Linked DNA regions of Homo sapiens: region 1 is linked to region 2. Evidence: read pairs that join two places in POLR2A ChIA-PET (ENCODE). Cell type or tissue: B cell. All regions are shown on one strand. Each heading gives the region's core, and the rest is flanking DNA. Links, peaks and the distances in the headings are about the cores only. Region 1 overlaps STRADA (STE20 related adaptor alpha). Region 2 overlaps CD79B (CD79b molecule).

What was found. ChIA-PET counts read pairs that join two places held together with the same protein. Peaks named below come from ENCODE experiments on the same cell type or tissue, not always from the same donor. Only the 100,000 strongest peaks of a DNase experiment are listed, where the experiment ranks them.
Region 1: POLR2A ChIA-PET joins it to region 2 with 6 read pairs; 2 of 35 experiments call an interaction of 5 or more read pairs at or near these places.

The regions. Positions count from the first base shown.
Region 1 is chr17:63,706,407-63,713,821 of GRCh38, reverse strand. STRADA (STE20 related adaptor alpha) reads left to right here. Exons shown (of 13, transcript NM_001003787.4): 6 at 295-416; 7 at 2,986-3,094; 8 at 3,208-3,331; 9 at 6,404-6,575; 10 at 7,083-7,187. Among named protein-coding and RNA genes, the nearest start is that of LIMD2, 10 kb to the right of the region's middle. RefSeq lists a silencer at 3,199-3,493. In B cell, for the core only: CTCF peaks have their summits at 3,087 and 3,287 (motif pointing right); a DNase peak (open chromatin) is centred at 3,291; H3K27ac peaks cover 1,867 bases.
Region 2 is chr17:63,923,675-63,931,089 of GRCh38, reverse strand. It overlaps CD79B (CD79b molecule), which reads left to right. Exons shown (of 6, transcript NM_000626.4): 3 at 705-1,016; 4 at 1,202-1,320; 5 at 1,615-1,656; 6 at 1,766-2,350. The coding sequence ends at 1,864. Among named protein-coding and RNA genes, the nearest start is that of CD79B, 4.9 kb to the left of the region's middle. In B cell, for the core only: no CTCF peak of the experiment used is centred there; DNase peaks (open chromatin) are centred at 3,026 and 3,459; H3K4me3 peaks cover 3,192 bases; H3K27ac peaks cover 4,000 bases.

The DNA of each region.
Region 1 (7,415 bases), core at 1,503-5,502, 220 kb after region 2:
CAGGAAAGAAGCTCTTTTGCCATCTTTCCTTTGTGGCTGCCATGTTTCCGGTGTCCTGGCCATAGTGAGTCAGAAAGGTTGGCTGAGAAGGAACTGATGAGAGAAAAATCAAGAAATGTGAGCCATGAACATAACAGTTAAATTCTGCTGGGAAAAGGAAAAAAAAAAAAGTAACAGTAGTGAAAAATTTAACATTAAGTTTCTTTTGAAATCAAGTCCCTTTTTTAAAGGAAAATTTTCTTAAAACCTTTTGTTGTTCTTGTCCTTGCGTATGGCATTCCCTTTTTCTTTTAGGCAAAGGATTTGAGGACCTGATGACTGTGAATCTAGCAAGGTACAAACCAACAGGAGAGTACGTGACTGTACGGAGGATTAACCTAGAAGCTTGTTCCAATGAGATGGTAACATTCTTGCAGGTAATAAACCATGAGTGTGTCACATGGAGGGAGGGTGGGCTCTTGGCTCTGATAGGAATTACAAGGAATTACAAAGAAATGAAGGGAGACTAAACGTTCGGAAGTTATGGAAGCTTTCAGTGGAGAATCCTGGCCATTTGGCACTAAGGATTGGGCTGAAATGCTGCTCAGCCTAATTTATATTTCCCTTTTCTTCTCCAAACACTCCCTTCTGGCTTTTTTATTCATTTATTTATTATTTAGAAAGAAGCTAAGTAACTTGCTCATGGCAGAGGCAGGATTCAAACCCAGGCCATCTTGTTCCAGACACAAGGTGCCTGCCCTGCCACCAGTGGCCATCTTCTGGCTCTCAGCCTCCTGTTTGCCTGATGTTCCTTTCTTTTTCTTTTCTTTTTTTTTTTTTTTGAGACGGATTCTCACTCTGTCACCCAGGCTGGAGTGCAGTGGCACGATCTCGGCTCACTGCAACCCCCACCTCCCAGGTTCAAGCGATTCTCCTGCCTTAGCCTCCCGAGTAGCTGGGACTATAGGCGCACACCACCATGCCCGGCTAACTTTTGTATTTTTAGAAAAGACGGGGTTTCTTCATGTTGGCCAGGCTGGTCTCAAACTCCTGACTTCAGGTGATCTGCCTGCCTTGGTCTCCCAAAGTGCTGTGATTACAAATGTGAGCCACCGCATCTGGCCTCTTTTTTTTCGAGACAGGGTCTCATTTTATTGCCCTGGCTGGAGTACAGTGGCAGGACCACGGCTTACTGCAGCCTTAACCTCCTGGGCTCAAATGATTCTCCTGCCTCAGCCCCCCAAGTAGCTGGGACTATAGGCACACCACACCTGACTAATTTTTGTATTTTTTGTAGAGACAGAGTTTCACCATCTTGCCCAGGCTGGTCTCAAACTCCTGAGCTCGAGCAATCAACTCACCTCAGTCTCCCAAAATGCTAGGATTACAGGTGTGAGCCACTATGCCCAGTCCTGACATTCCTTTCTATTCGAGAAGCAAGTAGCCACTCTCTCGTTAAACTGAGAGAGGGGGCAGGCATGGTAGCTCATGCCTGTAATCCCAACACTTTGGGAGGGCAAGGCAGGGAGATTGCTTGAGCCCGGGAGTTTGAGATTGCACTACCAAACTCCAGCCTGGGTGACAGACTGAGTCCCTGGCTCAAAAAATAAAACAAAACAAAACGGAGAGAGACTGTGAGTCTAGTAAGTGCTTGGGAGTTAGACTCTCCTTTCCTGATGCCAGCTTAGAGTCAGGGCCTGGGGCAGTTTTCCTTCAGTAGAGTTAGTTGCAGCCCCTCCCCTCCTTCATTTACAACTTTTTCTGAATTGGTGGTTACCTGATGGTGCTCTAGGACCTGTTCATCTGTTCATAGTAGTTTGGTGGGTCTGAGGATGGAGCAGAAGCCAGTCTCAGCTGGCCTTCTCCTCCATCAACTGTGTTTTCTTTTTCTTTTTTTTTTCTTTATTTGAGACAAGGTCTGGCTCTGTTGCTCAGGCTGGAGTGCGGTGGTGCAATCACAGCTCACCACAGCCTCAACTGCTCAGGCACAGGTGATTCTACCACTTAAGCTTCCCGAGTAGCTGGGACTAAAGGCATGCACCACCATGCTCAACTAATTTTTTGTATGTTTCATATAGATGGGGTTTCGCCATGTTGCCCAGGCTGGTCTCCAACTCTTGGGCTCAAGTGATCTGCCTGCCTCGCCTCCCAAAGTGCTGGGATTACAGGCGTGAGCCACCATGCCCGGCCATGTTTTCTTTTATAATAGAAACATAGTTTTGGGCTGGGCACAGTGGCTCACGCCTGCAATCCCAGCACTTTGGGAGGCCAAAGCAGGCCTAGGCAACATGGCAAAACCCTGTCTCTACAAAAAAATATAAAAAATTAGCTAGGTATGTTGACGTCCACCTGTGGTCGCAGCTACCAGCGAGGCTGAGGTGGGAGGATGACTTGAGCCTGGGAAGTTCAGGCTGCAGTGAGACGGGATCACACCACTGCACTCCAGCCTGGGTGACAGAGCAAGACCCTGTCTCAAAAAAATAAAAAAGAAAACATTTTTGGCCAGGTGCAGTGGCTTGGTGGCTCACGCCTATAATCCTAGCACTTTGGGAGGCTGAGGCAGAAGGACTGCTTGAGCCCAGGAGTTTGAGACCAGCCTGGGCAACACAGTGAGACCTTGTCTCTACAAATAACAACAACAAAATATTTTTTGTTTTCTTATCTTAAAGAGGAATTCTATACGTTGGCCCTTGAAATTGAGATAAGCTTATAACTTCAGAAGTCTTCAGTCAACAGTTTGCCTTCATCATCTCTGAGTCGGTGTGCTGGCACCCTTTGTTGTTGGCAGTTTCCCTATCTGGCAGAGGCAAAGCAGTGCTGGGTCCCTGCAGAGGCAGCAGGGCCTTGTTTTTCCTATGTTGGCAGGCACCTGCTTAGGCTGTTCCCATGACTCTGAGAACACCCAGAAAGTGCCAGGTCCCCCTATTGTCCATGCTGCCATCTTTGTGTTGAGCGGCATCCTTCAGTGCCATTTGGTTCTGACTTCAGCTTCATCATTGCTTCCAGGGCGAGCTGCATGTCTCCAAACTCTTCAACCATCCCAATATCGTGCCATATCGAGCCACTTTTATTGCAGACAATGAGCTGTGGGTTGTCACATCATTCATGGCATACGGTGAGTGGGAAAGGGTTCTTGGTAGAAAGGGGTTATTGGGACTCTGTTGTCAGATTGCCTGTGTTTTCCTCCTCCATTACCTTTCACTGCCTCCATGCAATCCTTTTCTGCAGGTTCTGCAAAAGATCTCATCTGTACACACTTCATGGATGGCATGAATGAGCTGGCGATTGCTTACATCCTGCAGGGGGTGCTGAAGGCCCTCGACTACATCCACCACATGGGATATGTACACAGGTGCGTTCTTAGGCGGCCTTTCCCATGATTACAGTGGGTAGCTATGCCCCTGAGCCTTCAGGTAAAGTGAAGTTTGACTGAAGTTAATGAAGCCAGAGTTTAAAATCAAGGATCTGGATTCTTGCTGAAGATCTCTTTGCTCTGAAAAGAAACAGGGCCCAGCGCGATGGCTCACGCCTGTAATCACAGCGCTTGGGAGGCCAAGGCAGGTGGATCACAAGGTCAGGAGTTTGAGACCAGCCTGGCCAACATAGTGAAACCCTGTCTCTACTAAAAATACAAAAATTAGCCGGGTGTGGTGGCACATGCTTGTAGTCCCAGTAGCTGGGACTACAAGCTGAGGCAGGAGAATCGCTTGAACCTGGGAGGCGGAGGTTGCAGTGACTGGAGATCACACCACTGCACTCCAGCCTGGGTGGCAGAGTGAGACTCTTGTCTGAAAAAAAAAAAAAAAAAAAGAGAGAAGGATCTGGATTCTGACCTTGCCACTGACTTGGGAGATGGTCACTTAGCCTGTTAGTGCTGAAGCCACTGACTTTCTCTTTGCTGAGCAGCTTGGTCTTGAGTGTTGTGTGAGAGGAACATCTGATGTGGACCTTTGTACTCCACTCTCTGCCTCCTTCTTTCTGTGCCCCAGAGTCAGTCTTATGCTGAGAGACCAGGGCGAAGACAGATAGCTTAGTAGATAGTGTCAGGAAATCAGCTCATAGTAGGGAAAATGGTAAAACTGGACCCCTACATAACTCCTCATACAGAGAAGGACTGCAGCTGGATTAAAGGCTTCTATGTAAAATGTGAAACTGTAGACTTAAATAGAAGGAAATGTGAGAAAATGTTTTTGTGACCTGAGGCATGTAATAATTTCTCAACATTTTAGAAGCACAAAACATAAGACAAAAGATTGATGAATTTGATTAGATCAAGAAGATTTCTATCCAATACAAGATACCATGAAAAAGGTTAAGAAACAAGTGACAGAGCAGATGATATTAGCTTTGTCACCACAGGAGATTAGTAACAGGGAAATCTTGCAAATCAACAAGAAATGGACAGCAAAGCAAGAAAAATGGGCCAAAGATATGAAGTTTACAAAAGAGGAAACCCCAAGACAAACCCATCATAGGAAGAGCCACTCAAATCTCGCAATCAGAGAAAAGCAAATGAAAAACAAGATGTCACCTTATACACATGAGACTGGCAGCGGTTGGGAGGCTGGACGAGTCCCAGTGTGGCAAGGACGGGGAGCCTCCTGTCCAGGTGGTGGAAGATGCCCGGTGCTGCCAGTCAGGGTCACAGAACCAGAACCATCAATGCCACTTCTGGATGTACACCCTAAAGAAACCCTCGTGCAGACCCATCAGGGGACATGTTTGGATGTCACCATTCACACGTGTGTTGGTTAGGGGTAGTGTGAGTGTCTGTCCCCAGAAGGATGGATGAGTAAAAGTGTTAGATCTCTTCCCAGAACCAAGGTGACAATTAGAAGAAAAGATGAAAGGTACACAGCTAGCAATACAGATGTGTCTGGAAACTACAGCCCTGAGTGAAAAAGGAAGAATGGGATGCGGAACACAGTACCCCTAGGTACACTTTACAAGAGTCCTACAGATAAGAAGTACAGATTAAAAGCATTCGTAGGAGGTAGGGCAAGAGGTGTTCTAGAGCATACAAGAGCACTGAACAGTCCCAGCACTCTGGGAGGCCAAGGTGGGTGGATCACCTGAGGTCAGGAGTTCGAGACCAGCCTGGCCAACATCGCAAAACCCTGTCTCTACTAAACATACAAAAATTAGCCGGGCATGGTGGCAGGTGCCTGTAATCCCAGCTACTCAGGAGGCTGAGGCAAGATAATCACTTGAACCTGGGAGGTGGAGGCTGCAGTGAGCTGAGATCGTGCCATTGCACTCCAGCCTGGATGACAGAGCTAAATAAGCTTTTAATCTGGTGATATGTAAATGGAGTCATGCTATTTTATGTAGATTTGAAGTTTTTCATTAAAACATAGTTATAGCTGGATGCAGTGGCAGCACTTTGGGAGGCCAAGGGGTGGATCTCTTGAGGTCAGGAGTTCAAGACCAGCCTGGCTAACATGGTGAAACCCTGTCTCTACTAAAAATACAAAAACTGGCTGGATGTGGTGGCATGAGCCTGTAGTCCCAGCTGCTCAGGAGACTGAGGCAGGAGAATTGCTTGAACCTGGGAGGCAGAGGTTGCAGTGAACTGAGATTGCGCCACTGCACTCCAGCCTGGGCGACAGAGTGAGACTCTGTCTCAACAACAACAACAACAAGAACAAAAAACCTGGTTATAGGCCGGTCACGGTGATTCACACCTGTAATCCCAGCACTTTGGGAGGCCAAAGCAGGCGGATCATTTAAAGCCAGGAGTTCAAGACTGGCATGGCCAACATGGCAAAACCCCATCTCTACTAAAAATATAAAAATTAGTTGGGCGGGCCCAGCGCAGTGGTTCACACTGGTAATCCTAGCACTTTGGGAGGCTGAGACGGGTGGATCACGAGGTCGGGAGATCGAGACCATCCTGGCTAACACAGTGAAACCCTGTCTCCACTAAAAATACAAAAAAAAAAAAATTAGCCGGGCGTGGTGGCGGGTGCCTGTAGTCCCAGCTACTCGGGAGGCTGAGGCAGGAGAATGGTGTGAACCCGGGAGGCGGAGCTTGCAGTGAGCCGAGATGGCGCCACTACACTCCAGTCTGTGCGACAGAGCAAGACTCCGTCTCAAAAAAAAAAGAAAAAAAAAAATTAGCTGGGTGTGGTGGTGCACACCTGTAATCCCAGCTACTTGGTTGGCTGAGGCACAGGAATTGCTTGAACCCAGGAGGCAGAGGTTGCAGTGAGCCTAGATTGAGCCACTGCACTCTAGCCGGGTGACAGAGTGAGACTCTTATCTCAATGAAAACAAAAACATGGTTATGTATATGTAAAATACACATATACGTGTATAACACACGCACACAGGAGAGAGCTGGCCAGGTGGAGTGTGTGAAGACCAAAAATTTGTAGCAGGAGGGGCTCCTGCTCTCGACATGACACCCTCCCCGCTTCCCCAGGAGTGTCAAAGCCAGCCACATCCTGATCTCTGTGGATGGGAAGGTCTACCTGTCTGGTTTGCGCAGCAACCTCAGCATGATAAGCCATGGGCAGCGGCAGCGAGTGGTCCACGATTTTCCCAAGTACAGTGTCAAGGTTCTGCCGTGGCTCAGCCCCGAGGTCCTCCAGCAGGTCTGTGTGTGGGCCCAGAGGAGCTCCCCTACCCAACTCATGATTCCCAAGGGAGCCTTCAGGCATTGCCTGGAGTCGGGGGCTCTCAACCTCCCAGTGGGGTAAAGGGGTTCCTGGAGGGAGGGAGCCCTCAGCGTGGGCAGCGCCTGTCCACTGCAGATGGATGTGGTTCCTCCCAGGGGGTCCTAACCTCTATTGGATGAAATTTCAGCTCCCTTTAGGGACCCTTGGCACCCTATGAGAAGAGTGAGCATTTTGGAAATGTTTGCTGCTCTCTGGATCCCTGTGCTAAGCAGGGGCATGGGGCTGGCACTTCCTGCTCCTTACAGAGCATCGCCAGTTACAGGTGGTAAAATACCAGTTAGTCTTCAGTAGCACAGGCAAGGAGAGTCATTAGCAGCAGGTCCTGATGTGGGGACAGCCATCCTTTTCCTCTCTTTAGTTCTACCCTTTTTCTAAGAACAAAGACCAAATGGGGTAATCTGTGGCCTTTTTTTTCTGGCTTAGAATCTCCAGGGTTATGATGCCAAGTCTGACATCTACAGTGTGGGAATCACAGCCTGTGAACTGGCCAACGGCCATGTCCCCTTTAAGGATATGCCTGCCACCCAGGTAAGCCTGCCGCCCATCGGTTTCCTTCTTGCCTGCTTGCCTTCCACAGATGTTCGTTGAGTAGCTCTCACACTCAGGACACAGACTAGGAATACTAAGATGAAAGACCCTGTCTTTTCCTTCAAGAAGTCCCACCCAGTGGGGGATAGTGACCTCACTCTTTGTTTACTTCCTGTGGCAAACCTGGTGGTAAGGGAGGCCAGCTTGGGGAGGGGAGCCCGGGAGCAG
Region 2 (7,415 bases), core at 1,117-5,116:
GCAAGGGAGCCTGGGGGTTCCTCTAGGACTCAGGCCCGGGCCTGTCTAGCTGGGAATCTGGCTGAGTCTCGGGTGAGCCCTCCAGTGCAGGGTCACTATGTGAGGGGCTCAGGGATTCCCGGGCAGTGCTCACTAAGAACAAGGCAGTCGAAGCTGGAAAGAGGGTTCTGGAACAAGAAGTGGACCCAGTCCCTGCAGGAGGGAAGAGGGGGATGATAGAGGGAAGTCATGCAGGGAGGGGGTCGACTGAGGAAGGTCTCAGTTGACAGACTAGGAATTTGGCCTTTATCCCTGGAGGAACGGGGGAGACTGAGGATTTCAAGCCTGTGCAGGGCAGCCCAGTGAAAGGAGGGGCCAGGCCTGTGGGCCTCCAGGTCCTGGGGGTGTGGCCTGGGTCAGGCTGTTGTAATGGGCATAGGAAGGAATGGCAAGGTCCCAGGGCTCTTCCAAAGGAAAATCGAAGGGGAGGTGGGGCAGTCGGGAAGAGGTGGAGTCTGAGAGCTTGGCCGTGGCTTCTCATGTGGCTCAGCCTCTCACGTGGCTCTGCTTCCCAACTCCAACCTCAGCCTCCTGCCTGTCCCACACCCTGAGAAGCAAGGACTAAGCCCAGGGAGTCTGTGCCAGCCAGGGCAGGGGCCTGCTGCTGGGGCTGGCACTCAGGAAGATGCCAAGCGGAATGCTGAGCCTGGCCTTGGCACCCACAGGTAGTGCTTGTTCGCGGATCTGGCAGAGCCCACGTTTCATAGCCAGGAAACGGGGCTTCACGGTGAAAATGCACTGCTACATGAACAGCGCCTCCGGCAATGTGAGCTGGCTCTGGAAGCAGGAGATGGACGAGAATCCCCAGCAGCTGAAGCTGGAAAAGGGCCGCATGGAAGAGTCCCAGAACGAATCTCTCGCCACCCTCACCATCCAAGGCATCCGGTTTGAGGACAATGGCATCTACTTCTGTCAGCAGAAGTGCAACAACACCTCGGAGGTCTACCAGGGCTGCGGCACAGAGCTGCGAGTCATGGGTGTGTGCCAGGTGGCTGGGACGCTCCTGTAGCTGTCCGCCCCACCCTAGCCCGGCCTGCCTCTTGTGGTGATGGTCATGGCCCTAGAGCACTCAGGAGAGCCACTGGGACCTGAGGGAGCTGCCCTTGTAGGCCTAAAAGGTGGACTGTGGCCCAGGCTCACAACCCCACCCCTGTCCCCGCAGGATTCAGCACCTTGGCACAGCTGAAGCAGAGGAACACGCTGAAGGATGGTATCATCATGATCCAGACGCTGCTGATCATCCTCTTCATCATCGTGCCTATCTTCCTGCTGCTGGACAAGGTGATCAGGGGACGGGGGAAGCCTTGGGGGACCGCAGAGGAGGCCACCGCATAGGCCAGGCATATGCAGGGTCTCCATCTCCCCAGCTCTCGTTGTGGCCTTCTTGGTCCAGCCTGTCCCCACTGGCTCACCAATTCAATCATTCCTTCCTTCCTTCCTTCATTCAGCTGTTCTTGCAGAATGCACCTCACTCCTGACCCCTCACCCCTCTCCCTGGCCCTCCCCAGCCTGGCCCAGCAGGGGATGGGGCTGGGGGACACTAACACTCTGATCTCCATCCCTCTCCGCCCCCAGGATGACAGCAAGGCTGGCATGGAGGAAGATCACACCTACGAGGTAAGGAGAGGGGCAGGCCCAGCAGCTCTGAGTCCTCGGGGTCAGTGGCCACTATCTGCTGGTGTGGTTGGGGTGTGGTCCCGGCCTGAGTTCCACTTAATGTCTCCAGGGCCTGGACATTGACCAGACAGCCACCTATGAGGACATAGTGACGCTGCGGACAGGGGAAGTGAAGTGGTCTGTAGGTGAGCACCCAGGCCAGGAGTGAGAGCCAGGTCGCCCCATGACCTGGGTGCAGGCTCCCTGGCCTCAGTGACTGCTTCGGAGCTGCCTGGCTCATGGCCCAACCCCTTTCCTGGACCCCCCAGCTGGCCTCTGAAGCTGGCCCACCAGAGCTGCCATTTGTCTCCAGCCCCTGGTCCCCAGCTCTTGCCAAAGGGCCTGGAGTAGAAGGACAACAGGGCAGCAACTTGGAGGGAGTTCTCTGGGGATGGACGGGACCCAGCCTTCTGGGGGTGCTATGAGGTGATCCGTCCCCACACATGGGATGGGGGAGGCAGAGACTGGTCCAGAGCCCGCAAATGGACTCGGAGCCGAGGGCCTCCCAGCAGAGCTTGGGAAGGGCCATGGACCCAACTGGGCCCCAGAAGAGCCACAGGAACATCATTCCTCTCCCGCAACCACTCCCACCCCAGGGAGGCCCTGGCCTCCAGTGCCTTCCCCCGTGGAATAAACGGTGTGTCCTGAGAAACCACACACAGGCTCGTGGCATCTTATGGGTTTGGGGTGGATAGGAACATCTATGTGGGCACTTCTGTTGTTTGAATGTGGCATCTGTGAGCCCTCGAGGGTGTGGGAAAGGTAACAGCCACCCCTCCTCTCCGAAGACCCAGTTGGAGCCTGTGGTCGCATCCCCGTTTCTTCTCCCTGGAACGGGGCTGCATGCCAGGCCCTAGCTGGACCCAGAGCAGCTGGCCAGTGACTGGGCCTGTCCTTCCCCTCAGCAGGGACACCCTCATCTTGCACTTCATTCAGCCGAAAAGCGGCAATTGAGTCCCACTCTGCCTCCACCTACAGGAAGCCCTCCCAAAGCACCTGGGTCCTCGCCCAAGCCCTGCTCAGACCAGCCTATGCAGCGGCGACTTAGCTACTGCCTTGTGCTACTCACACTGGCCTTGGTTCTCCAGGCAAACTGGAAGCTCCCTGAGGGTAGGGGTTTCCCTGCCTCTACAACACTCCCACCCCCACCTCCCAGGAAGCCTAGGAAAGCTTGATGCAAAGCCATCAAGAGTGAGATCCTGAAGAGTGGAGCTTTGTATGGTGAAGCTTTGGGGTTCTTAGCCAGGGGACCCCTTCAGACTTTCCCAGCCTCATATCGGAGGTCCCCTATGGCCCCAGGGTCCTCAAACAATGGTCCCTAGGGCCCTCCAGCTCACCAGCTGTGGGAGGTACTGGGAACAGCTGCCAGCTGGGAGACCAAGTGCAATCAACCTGCACGTGCAAAGCCTCCCTCCCAAGCCAGGCTGTGCTCCACTTCCTGTTGACCCTGGAGGGAATCCTTCGAGGCCCCTCTGCTATTCCTGCTCTGAATTCCAGCAAGGGAGCACCTATGCTGTGGGAGCTGCCAGTTTAACTGGGGAATCAAGACCAGCACAGGGGAACTAGTGAGAACAGTGCCAATTTTCACCAGATTCCCTCTGGAATTCCAGGTGGGGCAGGTGGGTAAGGCCCCCACGCCTGCAGTTTCAGGTAAATCTCTCCACCACCCTGGGCCAGGCTGGGCCAAGCCAGGCGGCCCCTGTGTTTTCCCCAGTCTCTGGGCTGCTGGAGGGAACCAGGTTGTTTTGGCATCAGCCTCTACTGAGCCGGAGCCCTTCCTTTCCTGCTGCTTTGCATAGTGGCACTAATTCCGTCCTCCTACCTCCACCAGGGACCTAGGCAGCCGGGTAGATGGTGGGAGGAGGCTTCACTTCTCCCCCAAGCAGGGTCTCCACCTGCTTGAGGCTGCCCTGGGTTGGGGGAGGCCTTGGCTTTACCTAAAGACTTTTTAACACCTCTGAACAACTCAGTTTCCCTGAGACTTTGAAGTTCTTGTTTTATTTATCTATTTATTTACTTATTTATTTATTTGCAGACAGAGTCTCACTCTGTTGCCCAGGCTGGAGTGCAGTGGCACCATCTCCGCTCACTGCAACCTCCGTCTCCTGAGTTCAAGCAATTCTCCTGCCTCAGCCTCCAAAGTATCTGGGATTACAGGCGTACACCACCATGCTTGGCTAATTTTTGTATTTTTAGTAGAGATGGGGTTTCACCACGTTGGCCAGGCTGGTCTCAAACTCCTGACCTCAAGTGATCCATCCGCCTTGGCCTCCCAAAGTGCTGGGATTACAGGCATGAGCCACCGCGCCCAGCCCGAAGTTCTTGTTAACAGAGAATCATTTGAGCATAGACCTTGGCCCCTCCACCAGACACCCCCAAAGGGCTTGACTTCATGGGTTATAATGTAGGAGCCCTCCCCGGTCTGTTTTTCTGTTTTAAGGGCTTACACTCTGGGGGACATCATGTCTGTCTCCCCAGAACTGCCATAGGCAATGGTAATATAGCTGGGTACTGATGGTGGGGACAAGAAACATCTCAGGTTGCTTCATCTGCGAAATGGGAATCCTAAACCCCATCCGAGGGAAAGAATTTGGACTGGACATTGTTTTGTAAAAAATTATCACAATAAAATTGAGGGCCAGGCGCATTGGCTCATGCCTGTAATCCCAGCACTTGGGAGGCCGAGGCGGGTGGATCACCTGAGGTCAGGAGTTCGAGACGAGCCTGGCCAACATAGTGAAACCCCGTCCCTACCAAAAATATAAAAATATTAGCCAGGCATGGTGGTTGGTGCCTGTAATCCCAGCTATTTGGGAGGCTGAGGCAGGAGAATTGCTCGAACTTGGGAGGCAGAAGTTGCAGTGAGCAGAAATTGTGTCACTGCACTCCAGCCCAGGTGACTGGGCAAAACTCCATCTCAAAAAAAAAAAAAAATTGAGTTTGTGTCCTTTGGGTGTACAGAATTTTAGCAAATGTATAGATTTGTATCACCACCACCACAATCAGAACAGAGAATATGAACCAAAAGCTTTTATTGGGCCCAACAAATACGTATTGAGCACCTCTTAAATGCAAGAAAACTGGATTGAACACCTCCATCTTCATTTACACTCTGCCTGATGTCCCTGGAAGAAGGTTGCACTACCTGATTTTTACAAACAAGGAAATCAAGGCCCAGGGAAATTACCATAACTGGCCAAAATCACACCTAGACCTTCTGGCTCCAAGTCCAGCCTTCTCCCCACTACATCACGGCCGCCCCTCTTGAAGGGCATTGCAGCAATAAGACCCTGAACCGAAGGAGGAGGGAATCCAGGGACAACTTTGGCTATCTTCAAACGTTTGTGTTTTGAAGGGGGATTTGCTTTTCCTATGATTCACGAGGTTTGAGGCCCCAAAGGCCCCACCCCTTCTTGCCAAGGCCTAGTAGGAGGCCTCTGAGCACCCTCGAGAGGAAGCCACTGTGCCATCCCTCCAGGACCCCAGCTCTACAGCTGCCCCCTCTGCCTGCCCCCTCCCCAGAACACAGCTCTGAGGCCCCTGGTGGGCACATGCCTCACTGCCCACTGGGGGAATCCAGCCAGCTCCCCAGGGACCCTGGTTGAAGCACAGGCTTGTTCCTCCTCCATTCTAGCTTGACTTCCTCCCCTCTTGCTGCAGGTGCTGCTAGGGTTGGGGTGATCTGACCCAAGGTTTTGGGTGTTTTTCCAGCAGAATTGGAAACGAGAGAAAAACAAAACAAAACGCAAAAAACGGTGGCTATTTGGGTCCCTTAGTAGGTGTCTGGTCTGGCTGAGGTTTCTCTGAGGGGCCTCTAAAGCCATCTCAGGGCCGGGTGCGGTGGTTCATGCCTGTAATCCTAGCACCTTGGGAGGCTGAGGCAGGTGGATCACATGATGTCAGGAGTTCAAGACCAGCCTGGCCAACGTGGTGAAACCCCATCTCTACTAAAAATAAAAAATTTAGGCCCAGTGCGGTGGCTCACACCTGTAATCCCAGCACTTTGGGAGGCTGAGGCGGGCAGATCATCTGAGGTTGGGAGTTCCAGACCAGCCTGACCAACATGGAGAAACCCCATCTGTACTAAAAGTACAAAATTAGCCAAGCATGGTGGCGCATGCCTGTAATCCTAGCTACTTGGGAGGCTGAGGCAAGAGAATCTTTTGAACCTGGTGGAGGTTGCGGTGAGCTGAGATCACGCCATTGCACTCCAGCCTGGGCAACAAGAGCAAAACTCCGTCTCAAATGAAATGAAATTAGCTAGGCATGGTGGCACATGCCTGTAATCCCAGCTACTGGGGAGGCTGAAGCAGGAGAATCACTTGAACCTAGGAAGGGGAGGTTGCAGTGAGCTGAGATCCGAGATCATGCCACTGCATTCCAGACTAGGCGACAGAGTGAGACTCTGTCTCAACAATAACAACAACAAAAGCCATCTCGGAACATGGTATTTGGGATCTCTGTCTGCTCTCTTTGGATCACCTCAAGAAGTGGGTTCAGAGCCCACATCTGTGACATTCCTGAGTGTGTCTCAGGTCTACAAGCTGCTCCTTGTATGTCATCTTCTGGTCCTGCCATTGACTCAGCTGCAAACAACCACAAATCTTCCACTTGGGACACCTGCCTCTCCCACCCAAAAGACTTTACTTGGAAACAGGTGACTGCAGAGGACAAAAATTAATGAGCATTATCTCCTGACTTAAATCAGAGTGTAGTTTGTTAAAACACACTTAGACTGATCCTAATATAATTTTCAATTTTTTAAAAAAGGCATCCCCCCTCCAGACCTAATACCACTTTCCCCATGTGGCAGGAGGGGAAGGCAGAACTTCGTGTAAGTTAATGAGTCCGTATAGAACATTCCTGGGAACTTGGGCACTCTGCCTTGTCACCTTTTGCATTTGACAATCAAGTTCCTGTCCTTGTTATTTTATTTATTATTATTTTTTTTTTGAGACAGAGTTTTGTTCTTGTTGCCCAGGCTAGAGTGCAATGGCACGATCTTGGCTCACTGCACCCTCCACCTCCTGGGTTCAAGCGATTCTCCTGCCTCAGCCTCTCAAGTAGCTGGGATTACAAGCGCCCACTACCAGGCTCCGCTAATTTTTGTATTTTTAGTAGAGACGGGGTTTCACCATATTGGCCAGGCTGGTCTCCAACTCCTGACCTCAGGTGATCCGCCCGCCTCGGCCTCCCAAATTGCTGGGATCACAGATGTAAGCCACTGCGCCCTTCCCTGTCCTTGTCATTTTAAAATAATTATACCAGCAGGAGGACGTCCAGACACAGCATGGGCTACCTGGCCATGCCCAGCTGGTTGGACATTTGAGTTCTTTGCTTGGCACTGTCCTCTCATGCGTTGGGTCCACTCAGTAGATGCTTATTGAATTCCTGGGCCTGGGGCTGTGGCAGCTGCCTCGTCCCTTCACCTCCTGGCTTATTCTCTCCCTCCATATCTTAGCAATTTCTTCATGGGAATGTCCCCAATTAGAAATTTCTATTATACCATTATATTACCAACATATATATATATACCTGGCCGGGCGCGGTGGCTCATGCCTGTAATCCCAGCATTTTGGTAGGCCAAGGCGGGTGGATCACCTGAGGTCAGGAGTTCGAGGCCAGCCTGATGACCATGGTGAAACCCCATCTCTACTAAAAATACAAAATTAATCGGGCATGGTGGCACATGCCTGTAATCCCAGCTACTCGGGAGGCTG